Regions from separate parts of the Homo sapiens genome. Here region 2 is linked to region 1. A link is an interaction called in ENCODE POLR2A ChIA-PET data of the cell type or tissue named here. Cell type or tissue: OCI-LY7. All regions are shown on one strand. Each heading gives the region's core, and the rest is flanking DNA. Links, peaks and the distances in the headings are about the cores only.

Evidence for each region. Peaks named below come from ENCODE experiments on the same cell type or tissue, not always from the same donor. Only the 100,000 strongest peaks of a DNase experiment are listed, where the experiment ranks them.
Region 2: POLR2A ChIA-PET joins it to region 1 with 5 read pairs; 2 of 35 experiments call an interaction of 5 or more read pairs at or near these places.

What each region holds. Positions count from the first base shown.
Region 1 is chr5:17,473,919-17,482,265 of GRCh38, forward strand. It overlaps LINC02218 (long intergenic non-protein coding RNA 2218), which reads left to right. Exons shown (of 3, transcript NR_134270.1): 2 at 3,697-3,838. Among named protein-coding and RNA genes, the nearest start is that of H3Y2, 14 kb to the right of the region's middle. In OCI-LY7, for the core only: no CTCF peak of the experiment used is centred there; a DNase peak (open chromatin) is centred at 3,873.
Region 2 is chr5:17,769,017-17,777,363 of GRCh38, forward strand. All of the region lies in intron 2 of LOC105374666 (a long non-coding RNA gene), which reads left to right. Among named protein-coding and RNA genes, the nearest start is that of LINC02223, 34 kb to the right of the region's middle. In OCI-LY7, for the core only: no CTCF peak of the experiment used is centred there; no DNase peak of the experiment used is centred there.

The DNA.
Region 1 (8,347 bases), core at 194-8,193:
TCTCTCACCACTCCTATTCAATGTAAATTTGGAAGTCCTAGTCAGAGCAATCAGGAAAGAGAAAGAAATAAAGGGCATCCAAGAAGGAAGAGAGGATGTCAAAATATCTCTGTTTGTAGATGACATGATTCCATATCTAGAAAACCTCATAGTCCTGGCCCAAAAGCTCCTCCAGCTGATAAATAAGTTCAGCAAAGTCTCAGGATACAAAAATCAATGTACAAAAATCCTGAGCTTTCCTATATACCAACAACAGCCAAATCTCGAGCCAAATCAGAAAGACAATCCCATTCACAATTACCACAAAAAGAATAAAATACACAGGAGTATAGCTAACCAGGGAGGTGAAAGAATTGGCAAAATATTGTTCAATTACAAATTATAAAGAGAATTACAAAACACTGCTCAAAGAAATCAGAGAAGACACAAACAAATGGAAAAACATCCCATGCTCATGGATAAAAAGAATCAATATCATTAAAATGGCTATACTCTCCAAAGCAATTTACAGATTCAGTGCTATCTGTATCAAACTACCAAAGACATTCTTCACAGAACTAGAAAAAACTATTTTAAAATTTATATGGAACCAAAAAGGAGCCTGAATAGCCAAGGCAGTCATAAGAAAAAAGAACAAAGCTGGAAGCATCATGTTACCCAGCTTCAAACTATACTACAAAGGCTACAGTAAGCAAAACAGCACGGTACTGGTATAAAAACAGGCATATAGACAAGTGGAACAGAATAGAGAGCCCAGAAATAAGGCTGCACATCTATGACCATCTGATCTTTGACAAAGCTGACAAAAACAAGAAATGGGGAAAAGACTCACTGTTAAATAAAAGGTGCTGAGATAACTGGCTAGCCATATGCAGAAGATTGAAGCTAGACCTTTTCCTTAGACCATATGCAAAAATCAACTCAAGATGGATTAAAGACTTAAATGTAAAACTCAAAACTATCAAAACCCTAGAAGACAACCTAGGCAATACTATCCTGGGCATAAGAACAGGCAAAGATTTCATGACAAAGACACCAAAAGCCATTGCAACTAAAAGCAAAAATTGACAAGTGAGATCTAATTAAACTTAAGAACTTCTGCACAGAAAAGGAAGCTATAAACAGAGTAAATAGCCAACCTACAGAATGGGAGAAAATACTTGCAAACTATGCATCTGACAAAGGTCTAGTATCCAGCATCTATAAGGAACTTAAACAAATTTACAGGAGAAAAACTAACAACCACATGAAAAAGTGGGCAAAGGACATGAACATACACTTCTCAAAAGAAGACCTACATGCAGCCAACAAGAATATGAATAGAAGTTCAATATCACTGATCATCAAAGAAATGCAAATCAAAACCACAATGAGGTACTATCCCACACTAGTCAGAATGGCTATTATGAAAAAGTAAAAAAATAACAGATGCTGGCAAGGTTGTGGAGAAAAAGGAACATGTGTACACTGTTGGTGGGAGTGTAAATTAGTTTAACCATTGTGGAAAGCAGTATGGTGATTCCTCAAAGAGCTGAAAGCAGAACTACCATTTGACCCAGCAATCCTATTACTGCTTATATACCCAGAGAAATAAAAATAATTCTACCATAAAGATACATGCACACAAATGTTCATTGCAGCACTATTCACAATAGCAAAGACAGGAAATAACCTAAATGCCCATCAATGACAGATTAAATAAAGAAAATATGGTATATATACACCATGGAATTCTATGCAGCCATAAAAAATGAGATCATGTCTTTTGAGAGAACATGGGTGGAGCTGGAGTCCATTATCCTTAGCAAACTAAAATAAGAACAGGAAACCAACTACTGCATGTTGTCACTTATACGTGGGAGCTAAATGATGAGAACTTGTGAACACAAAGAAGGAAACAATGGCCTGGCATGGTGGTTCACACCTGTAATCCCAGCACTTTGGGAGGCCAAGACGGGTGAATCACTTGAGGTCAGGAGTTTGAGACCAGCTTGGCCGACATGGTGTGAAACCCCATCTCTACTAAAAATACAACAAGTAGCCAGGCTGGTGGTGCATGCCTGTAATCCCAGCTATTCAGGAGACTGAGGTGCAAGAATCACTTGAACCTGGGAGGTGGTTGCAGTGAGCCAAGATCGTGTCACTGCACTCTAGCCTGGGTGACAGAGTAAAACTGTGTCTTGTAAAAAAGAGAAACCAAGAAACAGAGAAGGAAACAACAGACACTGGGGCCTACCTGTGGGTGGAGGGTGGGAGGAGGAAGAGGAGCAGAAAAGATAACTATTGGGTACTGGGCTTAGTACCCAGGTAATGAAATACTATGTACCACAAACCCCCATGACACGTTTTTACCTGTTTAACAAACCTTCACTTGTACCCCAAACCTAAGATAAAGGTTAAAAAAAATTCACTGGTCTAAATGCTTCCTTCAGTGCACCCATGAGGTCCCTCCATAGTATAAAATACACACGTATTGGCCGGACGCAGTGGGTCACACCTGTAATCCCAGCACTTTGGGAGGCCAAGGCAGGCAGATTGCCTGAGCTCAGGAGTTCCCGACCAGCCTGGGCACACAAACTCTGTCTCTACTAAAATGCAAAAAATTAGCCAGGCATGGCAGCATGTGCCTGTAGTCCCAGCTACTCAGGAGGTTGAGGCAGGAGAATTGCTTGAACCTGGGAGGTGGAGGTTGCAGTGAGTTGAGATCGCGCCCTTGCACTCCAGACTGGGTGACAGAGCAAGACCCTGTCTCAAAAAAAAAAAAAAAAAAGCTACATGTATTACATACACAATCACATATTGTATGACAGAGTGAGACTCTGTCTCAAAAAAAAAAAAAGCCACATGTATTAACATACACAATCATATATTGTATGACAGAGCAAGACTCTGTCTCAAAAAAAAAGCCACATGTACTACATACACAATCATATATTGTATAAGATAATTTATATACAATTTTATAAAATATTAAATATATTACATAAAATAGTATTGTATACTAATATATATGAAATAGTAGTATATACATGTAATATATAATATTTGGCAGTATTTAAATGCTATGGGATAAAGACAATAAGGAGAAAATGGCTAAAAGATAGATATACATGTATATGTACATAAATTTCAATATGTTAGCATATACATATTAATATGTTTGATGTTATTACTGTGTACTAGTATCTATCTATATTTAGCTTGTTAATAAATATGCTTGCTCAAGACTAGATTAGAGCCTTTGTTAATTATGTTGCTAAGGCGCTCTTGCTTTCCTCTGATACCCATCACCAGGCCGAGCTTCAGTTTATTTCCAATCACTGTCTCTAATTATCTGGGAGATGTACTGTGGCTCGTTGCCTCTCATTCTGCTTTGAGAGGTTCTGTCTTCACCAGCTGCCAGGGTTTTCTGTCCCTGGGTCTCTGCCACACTGAGGTATAGGGGAAGCTTGTTCCACTCCCCACTTTTTTTTTTTTTCTTTGCTGGAAGAATCATCTCTGAAGGTTTTTCCCTGACAATACACTCTCCTTGAACTGAATATGTCTAAACACAGTTGGTTTCACGGACATTTGATCTGTGCAGTTGCACAGGGTCCATTCTCAGAAGAGCCTGGTACTTACTTGACTTAATTCTCTGCTGTTTTGATATTCTGGATAATTTTTGAACAAGAAGCCCTACATTTTTATTTTTCACAGGTTCCTGCCAATTATAGAGGCAGTCCTATTTCAAAATGCCATTAAGCATCCTTCTGAGCTGCGGAAAGTCATAGGACCAGTCTTCAGCCGTGCCCATTACAGTAGCAGTGACAGCACACCACTTTGCTCATGATACGGATCAGTAAGTGTTTAAGTGAACTCCGCTCTATCTGCAGATGTTAAGCACTCACTCCACACCCCCTCCCACACTGAGGCCCATGCAATGAAGAGTAAGGGACCTTCTCATAGCCTATGTGATGAATATTGAAAACTCTAAGACTGAATCTTTACTTCATGCAAATAAGTTCTTGAAGGAATCCTCTTAAAGTCTGTCATCATGTTATTAGAGACACAAATTCTCTTCAACTCTAAGGTAGCAGCCAGTAGCATGTTGCATAGCTGAGTAGCTTTAACAGAAGGAAGGAAACGTAGCACTGCATTAGTTTCCCAGGGCTGCCGTAACACATCAGCACACACGAGGTAGCTTAAAACAACAGAAATTACTTTCCTTACAATTCTGGAGACCAGAAGTCTGAAATTAAGGTATCAGCAGAGCTTTACTCCCCAGAGGCTCTGGGGATGAATGTGATCCTTTCCTTTTCCAGCTTCTGGTGGCTGCAGCTGTCCCTTGGCTTGTGGCTGTGTCTCTCCTTGATCCATCTTCATGTCACCTACTCCTCTTATGTGTATCTCTCCTCTGTGTGTCTGTCCCCAAACTCAGACCCTTTCCTAAAACGATACAGGTGGTTGCATTGAGAGCCCAGAACATGTGATTGCACTTAGAGCCCAGACAGATGATACTGGATGCGCATCTTTTTGGGTGCCACCATTCAGCCCACTACAAGCACCTATGTTGATAGGAGTGTTTAAGATATTCAAGCAGGAGGCCAGGTGCGGTGGCTCACACCTGCAATCCCAGCACTTTGGGAGGCCAAGGCAGGCAGATCACCTGAGTTCGGGAGTTTGAGACCAGCCTGACCAACATGGAGAAACCATGTTTCTCTAGTAAAAATACAAAAATTAGCTGGGTGTGGTGGTGCGCGCATGTAATCCCAGCTACTCAGGAGGCTGAGGCAGGAGAATTGCTTGAACTTGAGAGGCGGAGGTTGTGATGAGCTGAGATTGCACCATCACACTCCAGCCTGGGTGACAGAGTGAGACTCTGTCTCAAAAAAAAAAAAAAAAAAAAAAAAATTCCAGCAGGCAACATGACAACATTTGGGAAGGTGTTCAGTGCACATGCAAGGCACCTTCATTTTTAAACTAGGTGTTCCTTAAAGCACAAAACCCAAAGCTGTCACCTTCTCAAAGCTGATTCAGAGATCCATGTTTTCCATGTTGTCAGGAGTGGAAGGCTTTTGTGGTATATTCCTTTCTCTGTGATTTTTATAGTGAACCTTAAAGATGTCTGCCCTAAATGTTCTACATTATTCTAGCTTGTTCACTGGTTCAAAGGCTGTAGTATAAATTTTGCACAAATGATTCATCTCAATTCTCTTGACCCTTGGAAAGTGCTCAATACACAGTCAGCTCTGGTTAAATTTCATATTTAATAGATGAGTCTATATGCTGTCATTTTCATCAATACTTTTGTGTAAGAAACTAGGAAACATGAAAAAGTCACTTAGTTTCTCTAGTCCCATTGAAGGGTGATGGGATTAGGTTGATTTTTGGTTCAATTCCTTTGAATTGAGAATTCTGTATTTTGTAAAGTAGCACGTAAGCACTATGAGGGTAGAAATTAAAAAGAAACTTTTTATTATGGAAAATTTAAACATATGCTAGATAATGTGTTCCTATGCACTCATTACCCAGATTTAACATTTAATAATTCAATTCAAAGTTAACATCATCTAACCCCTCTTGTCATATTATTAAACATATAATAAGCAGTTTGTTGACAATTTAATCTCCAGTTTAAAAACATATACTGTGCAAAGAATTCTGCTTTTTTCAAGATCTTCACAACCAAAGCCTGTGATGCAACTTTTAGATGCATAAATGCTACAGAGTTTTGGGGAAATAAAACAACTTCAAAGTTGGTGCCAGACCTATGGTATGAGGAATACATTTTTTATTCCTCTTTCCATTGTGTTTCTTTAATTTTGGAAATTCTATGAGTTGAAAATGAAGGGAGAAAATGGGAGGTGTATTCATTAGCATAGAGATGGTTGTAAGAGGCAAGAATGGATGAGGTTGTCAGGAGAACCAGGAAAAGGGGAAAAGTAAGAGGCTGAGAGAGTGACCCTGATAATTGATGACCATTCAGCCAGCTAGAAAAAGATGAGTTCACTAGGAGACTTAGAAGTATGTTGGCCTAGCGTGGTGCTCACTCCTGTAATCCCAGCACTTTGGGAGGCCGAGGCGGGCGGATCACAAGTTCAGGAGTTCGAGACCACCATGATGAAACCTCGTCTCTACTAAAGATACACAAAATTAGCTGGGCATCGTGGTATGCGCCTGTAATCCCAGCTACTCGGGAGGCTGAGGCAGGAGAATCACTTGAACCCAGGAGGTGGAGGTTGCAGTGAGCCGAGATGGCGCCATTGCACTCCAGCCTGGGCGACAGGGTAAGACTCTGTCTCAAAAAAAAAAAAAAAAAGAAGTATGTCAACACAGGGAAATCAACCTAGAATAGCTTGGGAACCTGATCCAGAAGCCACAGGAAAAGGATTTTTTTTTTTTTTTAAAGGAAATGAGTGGTGAACATTGTCAAATCCTGCATTTGACATATGAGAGGAGTGTCAGTGGCGTGATGAAGGCAGAAGCCAGACTTGAGAAGTCAACAGAAGTTGACCAAGAGGAGACAGGCCGGACTGACAACTCTCAGAAGGAGCCCAGTTCTTAGGTGGGAGGAGAATAGCCAATAGCTAGTGGGTAGATGAGGAGAGTGAAGTTAATTATTTTCAAGGCAGGAGACATTGACAGTATTTATCTGCTTCTGGGGTAAAAGTAGTAGAGAGGAAAGACAGAAATAAATAAATAAGGGATATTTTCAGAGAGGCTACTGTGGGACTTAGACCACAGGTAGAGAATAATTTATAGGTGGGGGAGGAATCATCATTGTGATGAAAGAGAAGGGAGAAATCTGAAAAATCTGATCTGGATACAGATGTAGACACGTTTAAGGGTAGGAACCGATGTGTTTCCATCTGATATATATATGCTTTATATATATATATATATATATATATATATACACATACACACACACATATATAGGTGTGTATATATCTAATAGGCATATAGATATACATACCTATATATAAAAATTATATATAAGTATAATATATAATAGATACAAGTACTATATATTATACATATATATATAATTTTTTGAGGGAGGTGACAATGTGGTCTGCTGAGAAGCCAGAGACTATTGCTATAATCTCAGTGAACACTAAATACTTATGGAATAAATGCTAATAAGCAATGTTAAAAAAACAGATGTATTCTTAACAATTTGTTGGTAATTACCTTTTTCTCCCTTTTTTTTCTTTTTAGCTTGCATTTTTTTCCCTTTTTAATAACACTCAGTGATGGTACCTAAACAGAAATTATAAAATAAAATAATCATTTATTTTTATGGAGAAAAAATAAAATAATTATTTATTTTTATGGAGAAAAAATAAAATCAACCAACTAACTGAAGTGTTAAATCTAAATTGGTCTTACTATATTCCAGAGAGTTTTAGTGGTAATACAATCCTTACACAACACACACATGCTCACACGCACACACACACACTCCAGAAATCAAATCATCCAATGTAAATGCACCCTACAGTCAACCTGAAAGCCTTTAGGAATAAATACGTGTTTCTTACCATGCTCTGTGATTGCTACCCCCTTGGATCTTCACGCCCAATGCTAAACACAAGTGAAGCATATACATCTCTAAGACCCAGAGTTTGTCAGCTGATTCTTATTATTCAAGGATGGGAGGAGAGCTGTTAGAGGAACAAGGCAGGGGAAAGCTGGCACAGCATTGTTAGAAATCTCAGTACAGTGGTTCAGAGGAGGCAGCTTGCTTCGATAGGGAAAGGTTAGGGGATGGAGGGGCATAGTTGGGTTTGAATTTTCTTTTTCCACTCCTAAGGAAATGCCAGTTCCTATAGAGCACACCGCTCTTTCTTTTCTGCTCCCTTGCCCCTTATTTTCTTCTTCTTTTATTTTCTTCTGTCTTGATCTTTCCATACCCCGAAGTTAAAGGATGGGGGTGCCCACTAGAGAGCAGAGTCGATTCAGATCTGGTAGAATGAAGAATTGGAATGAATCTTCCCAGTCCATGTAGCTTCTATGTTCTACCATGAAGGGAACTCATCTTTCCCAGCTCCCTTTTATATTGTTCAGCTAAAAAAGGAAGCATCAAAATAATTTGTAAGCACTGTGTTGGTTTTTGTAAACTTCAGATTCATTTTAGAGTCATCAGAGAGCTAACTTCTGCTTATACCTATTTGATACCCAACAAGAAATTTTGCGACAATAAAATGAAACACTTATGGTCTCTGAATATCATAAACAGTTTCAGTTATGTGTTTAAATTCAGTATCTGTGTAATAATTAAAGAAATTACAACAGGATAAACCAAGTAGGAAATAAGTGCCTGGAACTATGCTTGGTAGATTTAGGGCATCTAAGGCATTGACCG
Region 2 (8,347 bases), core at 176-8,175, 300 kb after region 1:
AAGTTCATTCTAGTTTTGGGACATGGCTTTGGACTCTGCCTTGGGATGTTAATCAGCCCTTTCTCCATTAACAAATTAACCCCATTAACCCCATCCATTAACCCCACCTTAGCAAATGGGTTCACCTCAGATGTCACTTCTCAGAGAGGATCTCCTTGACCACTCTCTGTCTATATAAAATTATCTTACTTTAAGTATAGCTCTTGTTAGTGTCTGGTGAAATGATCAGATCTATTAGTTTCCATGTATACTAGCTGCCCATTTCCCCGCACCTATGAGAATGTGAATTTTGTAAGGATAGGTACACTCACTACCTTCTTTACTTCTATATCCCCAGTGCTGAGAACGTTGCCTGAGCATAGTAAATGCTCCATAAATGATTGTTGACTGATGAACCCCCCAGGGACACTCAAACCAGTCAGAACCCAGCTGCATTTTTCCATAACAGGTCATAATTACTGAATTTATGAGCCTTCCTACTTACCAATTACAGCAGCGTGGCTGCTATGGAAGCCATATTTCCTTCTAGAGCCATTAGGAGTGGCTGTGGGAAATACAGATAGTTTGTCACCCTGAATCCAGGTTAAATATTTTGACAAAGAGTTCTGCAGCTCACCACAAGGTTGCAGTCCTCAGGGTTTGTTAAGATAGATCTAGATGCATTTTTATTTCCAAAGAAGAAATTTAGATTTTTATTAGTGTCTATATGCTACATTTTTATAACACACCCCTCAGTGGTGTTATTTAGCTGCACAGTGTGTAAAATTCATAAAGTAATTTTGAATTGCATTTAACTAATACCTACATATTTTTATTACGTGATCTTTGCTGGCATGAGTTGAAATACTGGCTCATAAGCAAAATGTTCTGAAAGTTTTCTTTTGCCCTTTGCTAGTGCCCCAGCCAGGAGACTCTTTGCTTAGATGGGCAACTCAGCAAAGAGTCTCCCAGCTGGGGCACTAGCAAACAGCAAAAGCAACTCAGGGATCCCATGTCCCTAATGTGTCACTTTGGTAGACAGTGTCTACAATTTGCTGCTTAAAATATTAAGTGCATTAATAAAAAGATATTCAAATAACACAGTGACTTGATAGCAGAAGAATTACTAGAGTGGTTCCCCTATTTGGGGCCAGGCTGCTGAGATCATGACATTAACTGATGAATTCAAAGAGTTTCCTTGTGGCAGAAATATTTATTATTCTTAGAAGACCTTGAAGCTGTCCAAATTCCTCCAAGTCACATGTCACATTAATTTTAGAGAAAACAATTCCCAAGGATTTCCTTATACTCTAAAAATTTGAAGGAAGAAGTCATAAACCTTCCTATACATAAATTAGCTGAGCATGTTAATTACATTGATTTGGAAGTTCATTTTTGGGGGCCCTCTGATGGTTAATTCATGAACCACCAGGTTAAATAAGAATCAGAAATGATTTTTCTGCCACACATCTGCAAGTGACCATGGCATCCTGCAGCAGGCACATCTATTTTTAATTATTTGTTTTTAAGAAAGAATTAAAATAGAGGAGTGGTATTTTAATGTTTTTTTATGACCTGTTTATAACAATTTCTATAAAAATTGAACTTAAATTGTCTTGGTGAATGATGTCACCAGCTAATAAAAAAATCTTAGATGTATGATGAAGACAGTCCCGAATGCAGAGTTCAACTAACTGGTTATGAATCAAAAATTTACCAATTATATATCATTAGATAAGTCATACTTTAAGTTTCAGCTTCTTTTTTTTTGTATATAGAAGGAAGGGAGGTGAGGAGTGACACATAGTTTTTAATGTAGAGGATCTTATTTACTGTGTAGTGAGAAACTAACAGTGTGAGAAAGGCAAGTACATGTCAGACAAAGGCCTTGTGGCCATGCCTCCTCATGCTTAGTAGCACATCAAGCTGATGGACGCTTCCTTTTGTATAGGTTGTCTTCAGATATTTGGGAGACTTGATTTATAAACTTGTAGGTGGTCTGCATAGCAAAGTCTGCTTGATAGGAAAAATGTTATATTCTTGAGATAAGCCAAAGGAGGAACACTGGCTTTATTACCAATGAGCCCACTGCCACCCTTCCAGCCTTGCTTGCAATTCTCAGTTCAGAAATATTATAATTTGGAGGCTGGGGACTTTAATTACAGAAAATCCAATGGATGTATACATGTTGCCTGAAAAAGAAGGTAAATTCAAGATGCCCGTTATTAATTTAGCCCTCATCTCCTATCACATGGACAGTGCTTGATCCATATTAATTGCTAGAGAACTCTATAATTTGTGGTACACTGGGAGGGATTTATTTCACCACACACCAGGATGGGACCTAATTTTTGATTTAATCAAATAGTTCCTCTCCTTTGCCATAAAGATTGCTTTAGAAAACCCAGGCTAAGCCAATCAGTATAAGGCACTCTCTTAGCCCAGGGATTGCTTTAGAAACAGGCATAGAACCAAATTTGGCCCAATAAAATACAACAGAAGGTTTCTTTGTAGATTTTGGGAAATAAGTGTTCTCAATTCTAAAACCATTGAGAGAGAAGTTCTATTTATTTCTCTTAAGATTGATGCATTTGGGAGACCCAGAAATGTGGATTCCATCTTTCTATGAGCCCAAGGATGAAGGAGAACAAAAGATCAATAGCAGAAAAACGCAGCTGGACCGCAGATGGTGCAGCCTGACCTCTGCTCTGCCTCTCCCTTTGTCTTTAATTTTCAGAATTAAAATGATTTATCTTGGTGTGGATTTCTTTGGGTTTCTCCTATTTGTGGTTCCCTCAGCTTCTTGAATCTATATATTTATGTCTTTTGCCAAACTGGAAAGGTTTCAGCCACTATAACTTTGAATAACTTTGAGTTATTTTTTTTCAAGGACTCAGATAATATAAATTTAGATCTATTTGGAAAATAGATTAGATTTTCTCCTTTTCAGATTTACTCATTGTAGCAAATAGCAAATTGCTTTATCTCTCAGTTCATTATCTCTTTCCTCTGTCCCCTTTATTCTGCCATGGAGCCCATCCACTGAGATTTTTATTTCAGCTACAGTATTATATATTTTTGTTCTAAGATTCCCGTTTGGTTCTTCTTCTTTACATATTTTATATTTGTTTAGACTATTTTTCATTTGTTGTAAATATGTTTGTAAATTGCTCTCTCAGCTAGTTGCATCGTGGCTGTCACATTGCTGCTGGGGCTCTTTGTCACTGCTGGATGATGGTTGGATTCTAGTTCCCCAGCAGCTCTCCACTGATACCTCTTTGGCTGGGAGGGGTAGAAGTAACTCATGCTCACATAACCTCCACTGATACCACAGAGTGGGGAGGTGGCTTCATTACCACTGGTAGTGCTGAAAGCCCAGACCCTCCACTGGGCCTCCTCGCACATCACCCTGGTAGGGATGGGGAGTGGCAGCTTGCTATTGCCAGCTGTGTGTGGAAGGCCAGTCTTCCCAGATGCCTGACTGAACCTGAGGTCGGTGGGTGCCTCGCTGCAGCCTGGAGAAGGCGGAAGTCAGTGTCCCATGTGGTCATTGTTGCGGTGGGTGGGAGTGGGGCCACAGACCTTTATCCTATGGTGTGTGGCTGGCGTAGAGTGCTTCCTGTCTGAAAGTTCCTGTCTTGATGGGCTGCCCCATCTTGGTCTTTGGCTGGAGGGATTGGGCTTCTGTTGGGGCTTTTTGGGTTTGAATTCATGGGATTTTCAGGTGTCAGCTTTGCTTTCCTCAGCTCAAGGCTGGGATCTATGAGGCAAAATAGAAATTCAGGGAACTCCCCTCTAAGGAGGTACCTCACATCCCAAGGTCTCTGGCCCATTTGCCTTCTCCACATTTCAACATTTTCTATGTTTGTTTGATGGATAATGCCCATGTATTTTATTTCTAAAAATTTTTTCATTTCCATGGTTTTATTTTTTGGGTAAACAGCTGGTATTTGTTGATATAAGTAAGTTCTTTAGTGGTGATTTGTGAGATTTTGGTACACCCATCACCAGAGCAGTATACCCTGAACCTGATTTGCAGTCTTTTATCCCTCACCCGCTTCCCACTCTTTTCCCCTGAGTCCCCAAAGTCCATTGTATCATTCTTATGCCTTCGCATCCTCATAGCTTAGCTCCCACTTATAAGTGAGAACATATGATGTTTGGTTTTCCATTCCTGAGTTACTTTGCTTAGAATAATAGTCTCCAATACCATTCAGGTTGCTGTGAATGCCATTAATTCATTCCTTCTTATGGCTGAGTAGTATTCCATCTCTATATCTCTATCTATCATCTATCATCTATCTATCTATCATCTATCTATTTATCTATCTATCATCTATCTATCTATCTATCTATCTATCTATCTATCTATCTATCTATCTATCATCTATCTATCTATCTATCATCTCTCTATCTACCACAGTTTCTTTATCCACTCATTGATTGATGGGCATTTGAGCTGGTTCCACATTTTTGCACTTGCAAATTGTGCTAATGCCCAGGTATTTTTGTTCTACTTAGTGGAGGAAGAAAGAAAAGTATGTTTATTCTGTCTTCATAGAAGTAAACCTCTCCATGATTTCATTTTTACTTTTCTTCAACAAATAAATTTTTGAAGCATCTAGAATTAAAATAAATTCTATCAAAATAGGTAAGATTTTGATAGAGTGGGATGGGGATCACACATGACTTTTTCCCACCCATGTCATTTATTGTAACAGCATTTATTGAACAACCTATTTTTTCCTCCAAGACTTAAAGTGCCACCTTTAGCATAATGGATTCATATATTTATGTGGATATATTTTTAAATTCTCTACTCTGTACCTTGATCTGTTTATTTGACCTCTGCTACTGAAAGGTTTTGATGACTATTTACTACATGGCAGGTCTGGTTTCTCCTTATTACTCTTTATTGTAAATTTCCTGAGTATTCTTGCCTTTTGTTTTCTAATATAAAGTTTAGAATGAGCTTGCCAACTTAAATAAACTCTTGCATTGTGCTTGGAATATTAAATATATCAATAAAATTTGGAATAATTGAGCCATTTAAAACATTTAGTGGTTCTGTATGAGTGCTCAGTATTTATCTTTACTTTTTGATGTCTTTATGTATCTCAGTAGAGTTTTAATATTTTTTTATAGAACTCTTCAATGAGCCTTATTAGATTTATTTTTTTCTTCTGTGTATGTGTGGGTTTTTGTTTTGTTTTATTTGAAACAGGTTCTCACTCTTGTCATCCAGGCCAGAGTGCAGTGACACCATCACTGGTCACTGTAGCCTCAACCTCCTGGGCTCAGACCATCCTTGCATGTCAGCCTCCTGAGTAGCTAGGACTCCAGGCACCTACCACCATGTCTGGCTAAATTTTTTAATTTTGTTTTTTGTAGAGACAGGGCTCCACAATGTTGCCCAGGCTGGTCTTGAACTCCTGGGCTCAAGCAATCCTCCCACCTCAGCCTCCCAAAGTGTTGGGATTACAGGTGTGAGCCAGTGTGCCTGGCCTGGTTTATTAAGTTTTAGGTATTTTATTCTTTTTTAAAATGCTCCTATTGTAAATGAGGTTTTAAAACTTATTTTTCTGATGATTGTTGTCTTATACAGGAAATACATTGATTTTATTGGTAATTTTGTAATAAGCCAACTGGGTCTTTTTAGTTCTTCTAACAGTTTGTTAGTTCATGCTATTCAATTATAATATTGGCAAACAATAAAATTTTGCCTTTTTCTTTTTAATTTTTACAACTTTTATTTCTGTATTCTGTAGTTAGCATTTTCAGAAATAATATTAGTCAATATTATGGATAATGGTAAAATTTTATCTTATTCCTGACTCTAATAAAATAAGATGCTACTAGTATTTAACAATTAATCATGATGCTGCAATTTGACTCAAGATACATAAATTTCAGAAACAGTCATCTACTTATAATTTATTGGGAGTTTCAAAACGTCAGGGGTAATTGTTGCACAATATTATGTTGAATATTATAAAATGTTCCTTTAGAAACTAGGACATAATCTTATGATATGTTGCCTCCTTTGCTTCATAGATATTATGTTTAGTATTAATGTCGAACCATTCTTGCATTCTTAAAATGAATCTCATTTGTCATCAAGGAGTATTTCTTCTTAATATTATTACTATTATTATTATTATTATTACTACTACTAAGGGACAAGGTCTTGCTATGTTGCCCAGGAGAGTCTCAAACACCTGGACTCAAGTAATTCTCTTCTCTCAGCCTCCCGTGTAGCTGGGACCACAGGTACCCACCACCATGCCTGGTAGCTTTTTATTATTCTTAGTATATACTCTCAATTCTATTTGTTAAAATTTTATTAAGAACTTTCCCTTGATACTTACAAGTGAGATTGACCCATAAGGTTGTCTTGGCTTTTGTGTATTATATTTTCATTGGTAATAGCTTTACAAAAATACTTAGGAACTTTTTCTTTTTTCTTTGTAGTGTAGAACAGTTTAAATAGTATTGGAAATGCCTGTTCCTTAATGACTTGTTAAAATTTTTCTGTAAATTCTTTGGGTCAGATACCATCATGGGAGGGCATATATCTTGGAAAATTTGTCAACCATTTAAAAAAAGATGTCAATTGGTGTGTTTTACATTAAAAAATCTTGTTGGAGTTTAGGTAATGTAAACTTTTCTTCAGAAAATCTTCCATTTCATTCAAGTTTTTAAATTTATTTGCATAGGGTTGAACAATAAATTCAACATTCAAAAATTTTGTCTGTATCTTATTTTTACCTTATTATTCTAAATTTTGGTATTTATGTTCTTTCTTTTTTCTTTATTAGAGTACTTTAGTAGTTTATGTGTTTTATATTTTATAAGAACCAGCTCTTGAATTTAATAATTAGTTTCACTTTTCATTTTCCTTGTTTCATAATTCATTTATTTCTGACTAAAATGTAGTTTACTTTCATCTCTTTTAAATTTTATTTTGATGTCTTTTGTAATTGTTTGAGTTAAATATTTAATTTATTTTCATTGTTCTTGGGTTAATAATAAAAATAATTAAAGCTATAGATTTTCTTCTGAACAGTGCTTTAACTGTGTCTCTTAAGTTCTGAAATCTGTTGTTTTTCATTATCTCTTAAAAGTATGCCACGGCTTTGGATTTGAATTCTTCTTTGAGCTAAGTGTTATTTATAGTGAATTTAAACATTTCTAATTGGTAGCGGTATTTCATTTTTCTTTTTTTTTTGACATTTCTAGCTATATCACATTTTGGTGAGAGAATGTTTTCTGTTTGATACCTATATTCTAGAATTAATTAAGATCCAGTACATAGAATTTTTGGAAATTTTCTATGGGAAATTAAAATGTTTATGTTTTGAGTATAAAATTACTGACAACAAAGAGAATGCAGGCTGGACAAAGAGAATAAAGGGTGGAGAATGAGGGTGCTGCATGGATGGAATTGGAACACCCCTGTGTGTCATCAGAGATGATGGTTATTGGTGATGAAGTGAGGGGCTCTGAGAGGCATTCTCTCTATTCTCCCCAGCCCTGTGCCCATCCTGCACACCTCTCCCTCAAGTTGATAGTTCCATCATCTGTTCTTCCTTAGCCCACTCACATTCACTTCCCTTCAACTCACCCTGGGGCCAAGGAATCGCTGAGTGTCAACTTTGGGCATAATAAGCTATATTATTTACTGAATATTAATTAGTGCCATTCGCTACATCTAAAATGTTTTCTTAATCACTTTTTACAAATTAGTTAAATATCTCCTGTCAAAGTAGCCCTGATAATCTAGCTAGAGATGCTCTGTCCTGTAGTTCTTGGCACCACTGTTGTCTTCATGCCGGGTAATGCTTTGTTTGGGTTTTCTTGTACCCACCAGTCAGGTTTTTTTTTTATTGCAGGGCTTAAATAAATGTTTATTACAATATAGCCTCATTTGTGATAATGACTAAATTCTTGGTGATTGAGCAAAGGATTAAAACAATGTAAATCATTTTTTTGAGTTTTGCTTTTCCTTACTTGACTGTAAACATACCTTTATCTGCGCCCTTCCTTTCCTTCTTTGGTCTGGCTCCGCAGAGGGAAACTTTCCTCCTCTGAAGCTCAGTGTTGGCCTTTGCTACACACTTCCACCTTTGTGTCCCCTTTTCTAGAATGTTCAGGCTTTTTATTTTTTACTAGTTTTTTTTTTTTTTTTTTTTTTTTTTTTTGAGACGGAGTTTCACTCTTGTTGCCCAGGCTGGGGTGCAATGGCGCGATCTCGGCTCACCACAACCTCCGCCTCCCAGGTTCAAGTGATTCTCCTGCCTCAGCCTCCCAAGTAGCTGGGATTACAGGCATGCGCCAACACTCCCGGCTAATTTTTGTATTTTTAGTA